2 separate regions of the Homo sapiens genome follow, and region 2 is linked to region 1. A link is a contact called in ENCODE Hi-C data. All regions are on one chromosome and are shown on one strand. The core of a region is the stretch at or near the end of the contact, and the rest is flanking DNA. Distances in the headings are between cores, read along the strand shown. Region 1 has its middle 42 kb from the start of LOXL4. Region 2 holds the start of HPS1 (HPS1 biogenesis of lysosomal organelles complex 3 subunit 1).

The links. Hi-C counts contacts between places; a loop is a spot of excess contacts on that map. Pooled maps may share reads with other maps.
Region 2: a loop to region 1 is called in a map of PC-9, with 6 times the contacts of the local background. The contact joins the promoter of HPS1 here to the enhancer-like site in region 1. A Hi-C loop is called at or near these places in 2 of 168 maps with a recorded cell type or tissue (PC-9 and ascending aorta) and 6 of 50 pooled maps.

The regions. Positions count from the first base shown.
Region 1 is chr10:98,306,819-98,313,291 of GRCh38, reverse strand. No RefSeq gene overlaps it. Among named protein-coding and RNA genes, the nearest start is that of LOXL4, 42 kb to the right of the region's middle. Within about 2 kb of position 3,975, at least 3 of the 41 ENCODE cell types and tissues checked have a DNase peak (open chromatin) inside an H3K27ac peak, as active enhancers do.
Region 2 is chr10:98,444,001-98,450,473 of GRCh38, reverse strand. HPS1 (HPS1 biogenesis of lysosomal organelles complex 3 subunit 1) reads left to right here and starts at 3,539. Exons shown (of 20, transcript NM_000195.5): 1 at 3,539-3,667; 2 at 5,070-5,174. HPS1-AS1 (HPS1 antisense RNA 1) reads right to left here and starts at 4,153. Exons shown (of 3, transcript NR_134454.1): 1 at 3,717-4,153. RefSeq lists a silencer at 3,372-3,721.

The DNA of each region.
Region 1 (6,473 bases), core at 2,726-5,225:
AATTCCTTCCCTTGTTATAGTTCCAAAATCCTGAACAAGGTAGAGACAAGTTCAACCCAAAAGGCTGGAGAGGGGCCCTTGCAGATGGGAAAAATGCAAACTTTTAACGGACAGTTATGACAAGTGCCAAGGAAGGGCTCATAAATGTGAAATCCACAAACAGCGAAGCTATACATATCTTCAGAATCCCAAGGTGAATTCCTGGCTGAGCAAGCCCAGCCTACAGAGGTCCTCTACTTGAGGGAAGGCATTTGCACTTAGTAAAAACCACAGAATGCCTAGTACTTAGCCTGAGGTTTTAGCAAATAATTTATGACCCTACCGCCAAACTCTGCTTCCCATTCTAAGCACTTACGCCTGTGCTGTGTAGCCACAGCTCATGGCCAGCAGGGTGTGGTGGACTGCGGAGGGCCAGAGGAGTGGGCCACACACCTGGGCTGGGGCCCAACTTGGCCACTTATAGCCATGGGATTTGGGACAAGCTAATGTCTCTGAGCGTCAATTTTCCCGCCTGTACAATGGGAATCATGATGCCTTCCCGCTGAGAATGCCATAAAGATGAAGTGAGCTCAAGTGCAATGAAAGGACTTTATAAACCAACAAGAGGTTCTGCCATTCAGAGAGAAGCTGTCATAGTGCTCTTTCTTGGAAGAAGCCCAGTGATGCGCCCAGGGCATCCAATGTGCCCCATGGACTCCCCAGTGGGAGGAGGCTCATCTCTCTGGAATGGAGCTTGCAGTATCAGCCATGCCACAAGTGGGAAGAGGGAGAAACAGGTCTGGTCTTCGGCATTACTAATCTTGCTGCTCTTCTGTTCCTGTCAGCAAGCAACCTACAGGATTCTTGGGAGGTGAGCTGTGTGGGTGCTTGTGGCTTAACCTACATCCCATCACCCAGGCACCCATATGCACCAGTTTACCTGGTTTCCACGTGTTGTCCCTATGTATTTATAAACAAAACTCCCTTTTACTCTCAGAAGTGTCCCAGGTTGGATAACTCACACGGTACTCCCTGATTTAGGACATTTTCCTGGAGCCACAACCAAGGAAATGGAATCCCTTACCAATCCCACTCCCCACGTGTAAACGATAAGACACCACACCTGGGCGCCCCTTGGAGACCTGAGAGTCAACTTGCTTGCTTTATAGTTGAATAAACTAAGGCAGAAAGAGGGCTCAGGTGCTGTTCCCGAGTTCACTCTGATGGGGATCTCCAAAAATCAAGTCTCCCAAGTTCTAGGCCGGTGGTGTTTTTCTCCTGTTTCCTGTCCAGTGAGAGATGCAAGGAAGAGGGTCGGGAGCCACACCTAACACTGTGATGCTGATGGAGGCACCAGGAACCCTAGACCCTGCCTTGAGCCAGTCGTTGCCCTATTAGGTTATCAATAAATGAGGGTGTAGGCTGGCTTGCTAAAGCCTCCTTGTGTCAGGCTGGAGTGCAGTAGCACGATCTCAGCTCACTGCAACCTCCGCCTTCTGGGTTCAAGCGATTCTCCTGCCTCAGCCTCCCGAGTAGCTGGGATTACAAGTGCCTGCCACCACGTCTGGCTGATTTTTGTATTTTTAGTAGAGACAGGGTTTCACCATGCTGGCCATGCTGGTCTCGAACTCCTGACCTCAAGTGATCCACCTGCCTTAGCCTCCAAAAGGGCTGGGAAGGGATGAGCCACTGCACCCAGCCAAAAGCCTCTTTGTGTTCTGATTCACTATTCCCCCTTGCTGGGGACTGGCTGGCAGTTTCCTCCTGGGGACATGACTTGAGGGCAGGCGTGGAGGGTCACAGCACAGGAGATGGGCCAAGGGTTATTCCTCCAAGCAGAGCCCAGGGACACATCTCTCTCAGCTAGGTGCCTCACCAGCAGGACATTCAGGTGCAGTGATGGGCACAGACCAGCGAGTGTGCAGTGGAGGATGTGGGAAAGGCTCCAGCAATGAATGCCGAGGCCGAGGCCTGTCCTGAACCCTGGAGGGAGGCCAGCGTGGTCTGTTTCATCTGGTGCTCCTGACAAAACCCTTCCCAGGGCAAGGACTCTCTGAGTCCCCCCAGAGCCTGGCAAGGGAGGTGGTCTTGGCCCTACCCTGACAACAAAAATTATCTTGGAGAACCTCTGCCATTCCCTGGTGTGCTGAGAAATTCTGAACTGGAACGTCTTGTCCATCCAACATAGGCACGTCCCAGTTCCCCCGTGGAGCCACCTTCATATTCAGTTCCACAAGGGAGCGTGCACGGTGTGCGGGGCACCTTGCCAGGCTTTGAAATGAGCAGGACCCAGCCCCTGACTCTCAGGAGTCCTGTTCTAATAGAAGGGTCGAGGCAAACGCATTCTCCAGAGAAGGACAACGCCAGGCAGGGGAGAAAAAAAAATGCCAGCGAGACACTTTTAAAAGAGGGAAAGTCTGCATGTGCAAAACCATTCTTTGAAATGATGCATTTGGTTATGTGCATATTTGTTATGCATTTGGTTATGTGCATATTTGTTAATCTAGCTCCGTGATTTTTAAGTGTCTTAAACCACAGATTTTTTTTCCAAATAAAATCTTTCCTGAAACCCCCAGTGTGTTATAACAAGACAATGAAGCTGGGAGAAAGGTAAATGCAGAGTTCCTGGGGTGAAAGGAGAAGTTGGATGCCATCACCTGGACAGCCCCTAGACTCAGACTGACAGCCACCAGTCTGTATAATGATGAATCATGCAGCTGCTAAATTACTACCATAAGGATTATGGATCAGCAGGAAAAAAACATTGTACAGTGATGAAAAACCAAGAACAAAAGGCCAGGTGCACCATGGCTCCTACTGAGGAATAACAGGTGTGAGTAGTAGGCTTTGTGGCTGGTTTTCTTTTTTTTTCTGAGATGTGGTCTCGCTATTTTGCCCAGGCTGGTCTTGAACTCCTGGGCTCAAGCCATCCTCCCACCTCAGCCTCCCAAAGTACTGGGATTACAGGCGTGAGCCACCATGCCTGGCCTGCTTGGTGGTTGATTTTCACATTAAAAAATTGTATGTCACTGTTAATTGTGTCTCACAGGGAGGAGGGAGTGAGTACCTGTTCCCTGTTAGGGGGAGTGCTGGAGGCTGGAACCAGCATTTCAGATAAAGGGAGGCATCCAGCAGAGATCTGGGAACTGTCACGTCCTGAGGGCTAAATAGAGGCATAGAAGATGAGGAGGGAAATTGGGAGGAAAGAAACTGGGAGGGAACCAGAGCATAGAAGGGCACCCCATCACTCAGCGTCTTTTTGTGATTTCCAGGCAGCAGAGAGCTGTGTTTCTGAGCAGAGGAGTCACTCGTGGAGCTGCCTTTGTTCCTTGTTAGAAAGAGGTTCAAGGGTGGCCCCCAAGTGTGGTCCCTTGGCAAAGGAGCTCTCCCAGTTCCCCTCCCCCCAGGGCAGATTTGATTCTGTCTCTCTCATCCAGGAGCCACGGCCTGGGATGCCCTTGCCAGGGTCATTGCCAAGCCCAGTTTTCCCAGACTGGGCTCGCAGGCCCTGGAGGCCCTGGGAAGCCGCCTAGCAAAGGCTGGTTCAGGGGTGGCCATAAGAGGGCGGAAGAGGGCTGGGAACGGGCGGCCGCAGCTTACGCCTCCATCCCACTCCCTCTTCTTATCCAACCTTGTGTTTCAGATCAGGAAATTGAGAGCCAAACAACCCAAGGTCACATGGCAGATTTACAGAGAGCAGGGATTGGAGCTCAGCCTCCACACTCCGGGTCCGGGACTGCCGCCGTGCTCATCACCCTGCCTCCTTTTCCCTAACACCCTCCCATCTGCACACTCTGAGATGCTCCCTGAAAGCTGAGCTCCCCTCCCGACCATGTGAGAGACCCCACAGGCATGCGCTTGCTCACAATCCATTGCCAATGCCTGCTCCCAAGACTGCAGCTGCCAGTGAGATACGACTTGTGATTTAACGAGCTCAGTCCTTCCCGAGGCTTGATGGGTACTGTCTCACCACTCCCAGGATCTCTTGGCAGCAAAAACCCCTTTCCACACAGGGGCCCTGCTTTAAGCTGCATCCCCACAGACTGTCTTTTCGGGTGCCTCACCCTCACCTCCTGCTTAGACACGGCCACTCCCCAGCAAGGACTGTCAGAGCTGGGGGCCTCTGAGTAGCTCACCTACAGGTTTTCCAACTGAGCCTAGAGGAGATGCCGGGGCGCTGCAGGGAGGGTGAGGTGAGGTATCTGCAGGAGTTGGGGCAAAGAATGACCTTTGCTTCTGCTAGAGAAGCTTAGCTATCCATCTGTTTCATGTTACAGAGTTCCATGTATGCTTTCATTTGAACAAAGGATTCTCACTGTAAAAACATCTCCAAGCCCCTGAAATGAGCTCAAGCCCCCAGCAGGGCCTGCCTCCCCCTGCGCCGCCGGTCTTAACAGTCTATCAGCGAGACAGACCCATCCTCTCTCCCTTGTTGTCACCTTGTGGATATTTATAGCATTACCGTGTCCACCAGAGAGCGTAATGGGCTTTTTAGGCTAAACCAATTAAACTCTCCTCCCGTAAGTCATGTCTCCTGGATGGCTTCTCTGCCCTGCTCTGAGCTTGTTCTATCTTCATTATCTCGGCTCTTCATGGCAGGGGGAGGACACGGCCAGAGAGTTCACACACTGGTTCCTGGGGGATCTCTGCATCTCTTTCCGGCCCTGGCTGCATCTTGCCAACCACCACCTCTCATTCCTCGGGCTGTGTAGACATGATCCAGACCTGGGCAGTGCAGTCAACCCCCTTGTATACTGGGAAGCAGAATATACTCAAGAGGAGGTAGTCGGTCTTTCCCTCCTTTTTTTCTTTGCCCTTCCAAATATCAAGCAATATCAGCAACAATCTACAAATAGCAAGCATCTAAGCCTATGCAAAACCCACTGGGCTGGGCACCACGAGGCTGTCACCTGCAGAGATGGCTGAGTTCCGATGTACCCCCAGGCGCCTACAGTCGGTGGAAGCTGGCGTGGTGAAACATTTCCCAGTGTGCTATTTGTGATCCTCACGGGCTCCTGAAGATATTGCAAGCATCTGCGTGCTTCAAGGCAATGATAGTATGTTTCATTTATTTTCTAAATCAATAATAAAATAGTTACTTTTCTAAATGGAAGGGCGTGAGTGCTCTGAAGGCATGCCAGGAGAGCACACCTTCCCTGGGAGTGGAGATCAATTTGGCTGTGACTCAGTCTCCAGGCCGTTGGCTCAGCACTCAGCCGAACACCACTAACCATCCTGGTGGGTTTCACTATCATGCAGCATTAAATTCTTTTTATGTTTAGTCATACTCAGTTTAATTTACACCCAGGATGGATGGACCATTGGTTTAAGACAAGAAGCATAAGGAACACTGAGAAGGAAATACACTATCAAGTTAATAAGGAACATAAAAAATAGAATAATTCTAAAAATGTTTCTAGTACCCCATAAACCAATGCTAAAAAGAGAAAACACACTGACAATTATGGCCAATTTGGCATTTTTATTTATTAAGAATAAAGATGATCCAGTCCTGTAATGTATTTTTGAGAAGTGCTAACAAATAGCAGTTTCTGACCTGGCGAGGTGGCTCACGCCTGTAATCCCAACACTTTGGGAGGCCACGGTGGGTGGATCACCTGAGGTCAGGAGTTCGAGACCAGCCTGGCCAACATGGTGAAACCCCATCTCTACTAAAAATACAAAAATTAGTTGGGTGTGGTGGCATGCGCCTGTAATCCCGGCTACTCAGGAAGCTGGGGCACAAGAATCGCTTGAACCTAGGAGGCAGAGGTTGCAGTGAGCCAAGATCACGCCACTGCACTCCAACCTGGGACACAGTGAGACTCTGTCTCAAATCAAAACAAAACAAAACAAAAAAATAGTGGTTTCATACCCTTAATCTCAATATCCAGTGGGAGAAAATCCTTTACATCAAAAAAAAAAAATCTTGCTTTTTGAAATACAAAATTTTCATTAAGTTCAAATATGAGGTCCTAAAAAACATTGTTATGCTGCAAGTTATAATTACAACATTCATTTTAAAATACATTTGGTCCTCAAATGAAACATATATCAAATTAAAATTTGTCAACAAATCACTTTTTTGCATGATTAAATTAAATAGCATTTATCACCTCCTCAGTGATGAAAATGCCCAAATTCGTCTCTATACATTATGGTTATAATTAAAGAGTGATTAAAATATACCTTAAAATATAATTGATCATAATATACTGATCTAAAATGAAACTATTACATTTAAAAATCACTCTATTTCATACCACAAAAAATACAAAATGGTTTTTAAAAGTTTATTAGGGTTGTTCTCTAAATCTTTCTGGTTTTCCTCTTTCTGGGTTCGTGGCAGATTTGTACTTTTTGGGGCCCCTGTGGTGGATCAAGTTTGCGTGGCTACTTATGTCCAGTGACTCGTGAGTGGAAGGTTCTGGGCCCTCCAGAGCTCCTCTTCCCTCTGGCATGGTGATTGGCAACATTACAAATCGTGGCTCTTC
Region 2 (6,473 bases), core at 2,290-4,789, 140 kb before region 1:
GTAACTATCAGAACAGAAACTGATGAATTTAAAAACAGGATCAATAAAAATTGATTCAACCAAAAACTGCCTCTAAGAAAATCAATAAACTCCTTTTAAATTTATTGAACATAGACTCCAAAAATAGATTCACACACAGATGGTCAACTGATTTGAGACAACGTGCCATGATAATTAATCCAATGGAGAAAAGATTGATTGATTTATTTATTTGAGATGGAGTTTCACTCCTGTTGCCCAAGCCGGAGTGCAATGGCACGATCTTGGCTCACTGCAACCTCTGCCTCCTGGGTTCAAGCGATTCTCCTGCCTCAGCCTCCTGAGTAGCTGGGATTACAGGTGCATGCCACCACGCCCAGCTAATTTATTTTTTTGTATTTTTACTAGAAATGGGGTTTCACCATGTTGGCCAGGCTAGTCTCCAATTCCTGACCTCAGATGATCTGCCCTCCTGAGCCTCCCAAAGTGCTGGGATTACAGGCATGAGCCACCACGCCTGGCTGAGAAAATATTTTTTTTCAACAAATGGTTCTAGAAAAATTGGACATCTATATACAAAACACACACACACACACACACACACACACACACAAAAGACTAAAACCTCAACCTTCTTTCACATCACACACAAAAATTAACTCAAAATGGATTGTGAACCTAAAGACAAAATCTACGACTATTAAATTTCTGCAAAAAAGAAAAAACAGGAGAAAATCTCTGTGACCCTGGCTAAGCAGAGACTTTACATAGGACACAAAATGCACAAAGATTTCTGCTCTTCAAAAGTCACTGTAAAGAAAATGAAAAGACAAAGCCACAGACTGGGAAAAAAAAATATAATAAAGGGCTTGAATTCAAACACATAAATAAATAATAAGACAAACAATCCAATTTTTAAATAGGCAAAATTTGAACACTTAACATACTACCACATACCTACTAGAATGGCTAAAGTTAAAATAGGACAATATCAAGTGCTAACAAGACTACAGAGCAATTACACCTCTCAGTGTTGCTAGAAGGAATGTAAAATGGTACATCCACTTTGGAAAATGGTTCAGCAGTTTAATATAAATTTAAACACAGACTTACCATACAGCCCAGCAATCCCATGAGTAGATATTTACCTAAGAGAAATATAAACTTATGTTGAACTACCTCACACCCATTAGGATGGCTACTATAAAAATTTTAAAGAAAATAGAAAATAGCAAGTGTTGACAAAGATGTGGGTAAACTGGAACACTTGTTCCAGGTTGGGAATGTAAAATGATGCAGCTGCTGTGGAAAACAGTATGGTAGTTCCTTAAAAAATTAAAAATAGAATTACCATATGATCTAGCAGTTTCTCTTCTGGGTATATGCCCAAAAGAATTGAAAGCAGAGTCTCAAAGAGATATTTGTACACTCATGTTCATAATGGCCTTATTCACAATGGATGTAACCCAATTGTCCATCAGCAGATAAATGGATAAGCAAAATGTAGTATATACAGACTATAGAGTATTATTTAGGCTTAAAAATAAAGAAAAAAGGAAGGAATTCTCACATATGCTACAACATGAATGCACCTTGAGAATATTATGCTAAGTGAAATAAGCCAGTCATAAAAAGACAAATACTGTATGATTCTACTTATATGAGGTACTTAGAGTAGTCAAATTCATAGAGACAGAAAGTAACATTGTGGTTGCTATGAGGAGGAATGAAGAATTGTTGTTGTTGTTGTTTTTGTTGTTGTTTTTGAGATGGGAGTCTCGCTCCGTTGCCCAGGCTGGAGTGCAGTGGCATGATCTTGGCTCACTGCAACCTCTGCCTCCTTGGTACCAGCAATTCTCCTGACTCAGCCTCCTGAGTCACTGGGACTACAGCTGTGTGCCACCACACCCTGCTAATTTTGTATTTTTAGTAGAGACAGGGTTTCACCATGTTGGCTAGGGTGACCTCAAACTCCTGACTTTGTGATCCGCCCGCCTTGACCTCCCAAAGTGTTGGGATTACAGGTGTGAGCCACCACACCCGGCCAGCATTATTGCTTAATGGATATAGTTTCAGTTTTAAAAGATGAAAAGAGCTGTGGAGATGGATGGTGGTGATGGCTGCATAGCATTAGGAATGTAGTTAATACCACTGAACAATACACTTAAAATGCTTAATGATCAATTTTACATTATATGTATTTTACCACAAACAAATTTGAAAAAAAGAAACATGTTGACACAAAAAACCCGTACATAACTAAAAAATAGATTATATTGGATTACATAAAAATGTAAAACTTTGGTGCTACAAATGATACCACTAAGAAAGTGAAAAGACAAGCCACATAATGGGAAAAAAACTTTTGCAAATCAAGTATCTGATAAGGGGCTTGTAACCAGAGCATATAAAGAACTCTTACAACTCAATAATAAAGACAATTTAAAAATGGATAAAGGATTTGAATAGACATTTCTCCAGAGAAGGTACACAAATAGGCAAAAAGCACATGAAAAGATGCCGAACGTCAGGGAAGTGCAAATAAAATCACAAGACACCACTCCACGCTGGGTTACTATACTTAAAAAAAAAAAAATCAACAATAACAAGCATTGGTGAGGATGTGGAGAAATCAGAATCCTCATACATTGCAGTTGGGAAATGGAAATTACCAGTAGGGGAATGAATAAGTAAATAACAGCATATCCATTTGATGGAATTCATTCGACCACTGAAAGCATAGTGAGTGAACGATCTCAACGGTGGGCTGAGCAAAGAGATGCGTGTGGCAGGGCTATGTGCTGTAGATGGGGAGTTGGAAGAATTTGCCCTAAGGTGGGCTGGAAGGGGTGGGTAGTGGGTTGGGGGGAGTGATGCTCTCTTTGATCTGCAGGTGGTGGAAGTATTGATTCTTAGCCTCTGCCTTTCCCCCAAGAGATGCTCAATCTACTATATCCCCAGCCAGTTCTTGCAACCCATACCTTGCTGGGCTGGGCTCAAAGCTCCCAGGTGGCACCCAGGCACTGAGGGGTGGACTGTTCGGGGATTTAGGCCCTTCCAGAGCGCCCCCTCCACTTCCAGGCACCCCCAATACACATACGATTTTTTAAAATAAATATTGCAAACATAGGTTCAACACAAAACTCCTAATGTGCACTCCACTCCCAAAATAGATTGAGAACTCCTATAAATTCCAGCGTTGGCACTCTGGGGGCAACTGAGCCCTTCTGTGCGCTATGTCACCTCCCCAAAGGTCAGGGAGAGCAGTCACAAAAGGACAGCTCTAGCCCCAGAACTTCAGTTCATTAGGCAAAGCCTGAGGTTCCGGGGCATGGGGAGGAGAGAAGGGATCAGCTGAGGAGCCAGGAAACCTGGGTTCTGAGCCTGGTTCGGACCCTCAGCAAGTTATTTCTTCTCTCTGCGCCTCCGTTTCCTCTTCTGTAAAATGGGGCATGGGCAAGGCCTGGCAGGGGCGGGGCTCGAACCCGCGGAAGGCGACGGCGGCTCCGGCCCCTCCCGGGGCGGGCGGTCACGTGCGCGATCACGCGGTCCTACCCGGAAGCGCGCCCGGGCTCCTGCAGGCGGGGCGCTGTGCGCGCCGCGATCCGGTACGTGGGCCTCCGGGCTGTCCCCTCTGGGGGCGGCGATCCTCCCTCCGGAGCCCCCCTTCAACCCTCCCGGAAGTGAGGTAGGGTCCCTAGGGGTCCCGGAGCGGGCCCACTCCTAGCCTCACCCACTCCGGGCGTGTGGCCGTGGGCCGGTCGCTTCCTCGCTCGGGGCCAAAGTTCCTCAGCCGTGAAGAGGGGTGGATGTCACAAGTCAAGCCTCCTTCCCAGGGTGGCCGTGAGGTTCGGGGGTGGGGGGAGGTGGGGATTTGGGGTGAAACTGGACAGAAACTGGCGTGCTAGGCAAACGGGAGCCCCGCGGCGGCGAACTGCTGACTCGCTCTCTCCAGAGACTCAGGGGCAGGGCCGGGCTCCGAAGGTGTGGGACCCCAGAAGGAGCTGCTGAAGACGGGACCAAGGGCCACAGGGAGGTTTGCTGGGGTCCAGATGGTGAAAGTGGGCGCTGGGGGTCGCCCCAGGTTGGCCCCCCGCCATCTGGAGCTCCTTTCGTCAGTGAGTCCCCTCCGAGTTCCCTTTCTAGGGCAAGATAGCGAGGTGAAGCGGAAGTCTCAGTGTGACACCGGCGAGGTTCTCTTCCCAGCAGCCTTTGGGAAGCATCCCCCTGTTTCGGGAATATGGCATTCGGGCCAATCATGTGGGTGATGGAGCCCGTCTCAGGGTTCGGCTGCTAAAGGCCGAACTCGTAACAGCAGTCTCTGTGGCGGGTAGTCACTTGCCTCTTACTGGCTCACAGTGCTTGACTTCCTAATTAAGTTTTCTGTTGTTCCTGCCCTCTATTCAAATATGAATGATTCCGGAACCAGATTGATTAATCCTGTTATTTGAAGAAGGGAAGCTGGGAAATAGGAATAATGATCCCCACACCTATGTAAGAACGCAGTTTGCTAAGGTTACTTTGCAGCTTGCCTGGTCACTCCCATGATCTAACCCTGTAGGGAGGTAGAGTAGGGGATGTTGCTCTGTTTCTCCGCAGGAGTTTGAGGCTCAGAGAGGTTTATGGGACTTGGCAAAGCCAAAACTAGAACCTGGTCCCAGATGCCTTTCCTGTTAGTTTCCTTCCATTCATCGTATCATCCCAGGATCCCCACTCCCTTCACCGGGACTGCATCCTCACCACCTGGGATGTGCTATGCTGTCTCCCGTCAGTCACTCCTAGCAAGCTCCCTGGGGCTGCTTGGGGAGCTCTGAGTGACCCGCAGAAGTGAGAGCACTTCATGGGAACAAAGGAGGAAGGAACAAAAGTGGGCACCTGCTCTGTGCAAAGGGCTGTGCTGGCCGGGTTCCTATTCTCCATTATGGGAGGTGAGGGGCAGGATCCCAGATATGTTCTTAGCAGACTGCCTCAGGGCCTGGAGAGACCAGGGACCACGCAGCCCTTCTCCAGCTTGTCCTTTCTCAACGGGCAGCAGTCAAGACCAGGGCATCTGCCTGCCCTCATATTCTCTCTGTTTTAAGCATTTGCAGGACCAGGGATGCTGTGCTGCTCTCCCATGAGCCAGTCACCGAGTCGGTCTGCTGCAGCCCTTTCTGAACCTCTGGCCGTCTGGATGCTCCACTGTGCTTGCCAAGGTAGATGATCTTGCCCCACCTGGGGAGGACAGGGAGGCAGGCAGCATCCACCCTGGGGCTTTGGGAGGCAGATGGAATGAGGTAGGCAGTGGACTGAGTGCTACTGGGCTCTGCACACCTGCTCATCCCCTCCCCAGCCCTGCATCCTGAGGCCACCCCCATCCTGATGCCTCATCTCTCCTTCACCCCTCGAATCCAGGCAGGTCATCACAGCCTGCTGCATCTTTAAAGCTCCTCCCAGCCCCCACCAAGGGGTGAGCACTCATTACCTGACACCCGCACCTAGATGACCGCCTTCATGACCTTGACCTGCCCATCTCCAGCCAGCCGGTCACTTCTCCGCTCACAACCACAGCCTCCATTCCATAGCCCACTGCTCCCTAACCCATACACTCTGGTCAGCTTTGTCACATGTACCTGGGAGTCCCAGAGCAGCCTCTTCAGGTCCACCCGCCTCTCCCAGCAACCTCCTTTTCACACCTGTTGCACTCTCAGTGTCTGCCTTGGCATTGAGTAATTCTGTGGGAATAGGCTGCATTCCTTCTTCACTGTGCTGTTATGTCTCCTGGCATTTGCCATAAATACCTTGGGACCAGTTGCACCAAGTTAGTTTGGGAGGAATTCAGTAAGGACCACTAAGCTGGACATGGGGATGACGGAACACAAGACCTGGAGATGCTGTGATCCTCCCAAGAAAACTGGAAATCCACTTGTGTGAGAGTTACAGCAGAGCTTCCTAATCATTGTCATGGCTTAGCGCACATACCACATGATTATATCTGCGTGACACCCTGAGGCACATAAGAGGATTTGAAACCACTGCCTGAGGCCTCTTAGCTGCAGCAGCCAGCCTGGAGCACTGTCCTCACCAGCCTGGTCAGGCTGCCCCAAGTTTTAGAAGATCGAGGGTTTGCCGCACGCAGAGGGCCATGGCACACAGTGTGGGAAGCTGTATTAAAGATCTTCCAGTGGGTGAATAGTTAAGACATTTCTTACATAATCAAGCACAGAGTGTGTGGTGTGTGTGTGTGTGGCGGGGGGGTGGGGAAGGAGATTTGGGAGGGCTGAAGACACTGGTGGCTGTGGCCCTAGAAGCTGCAGCCTACTAGGTACAGGGGCTTTAGGCAGCCTCTGTTCTCACCATGAACAGGGAGAGCAGCATTTGAATGAAACTTCTGTGGTGCTGAAGTAAATTCAGGGGCTTTGAGGCTCATCTTCTGGAGCTGTTTTTTGTTTGTTTGTTTGTTTGTTTGTTTGTTTTTTCAGACAGAGTCTCGCTCTGTCACCCAGGCTGGAGTG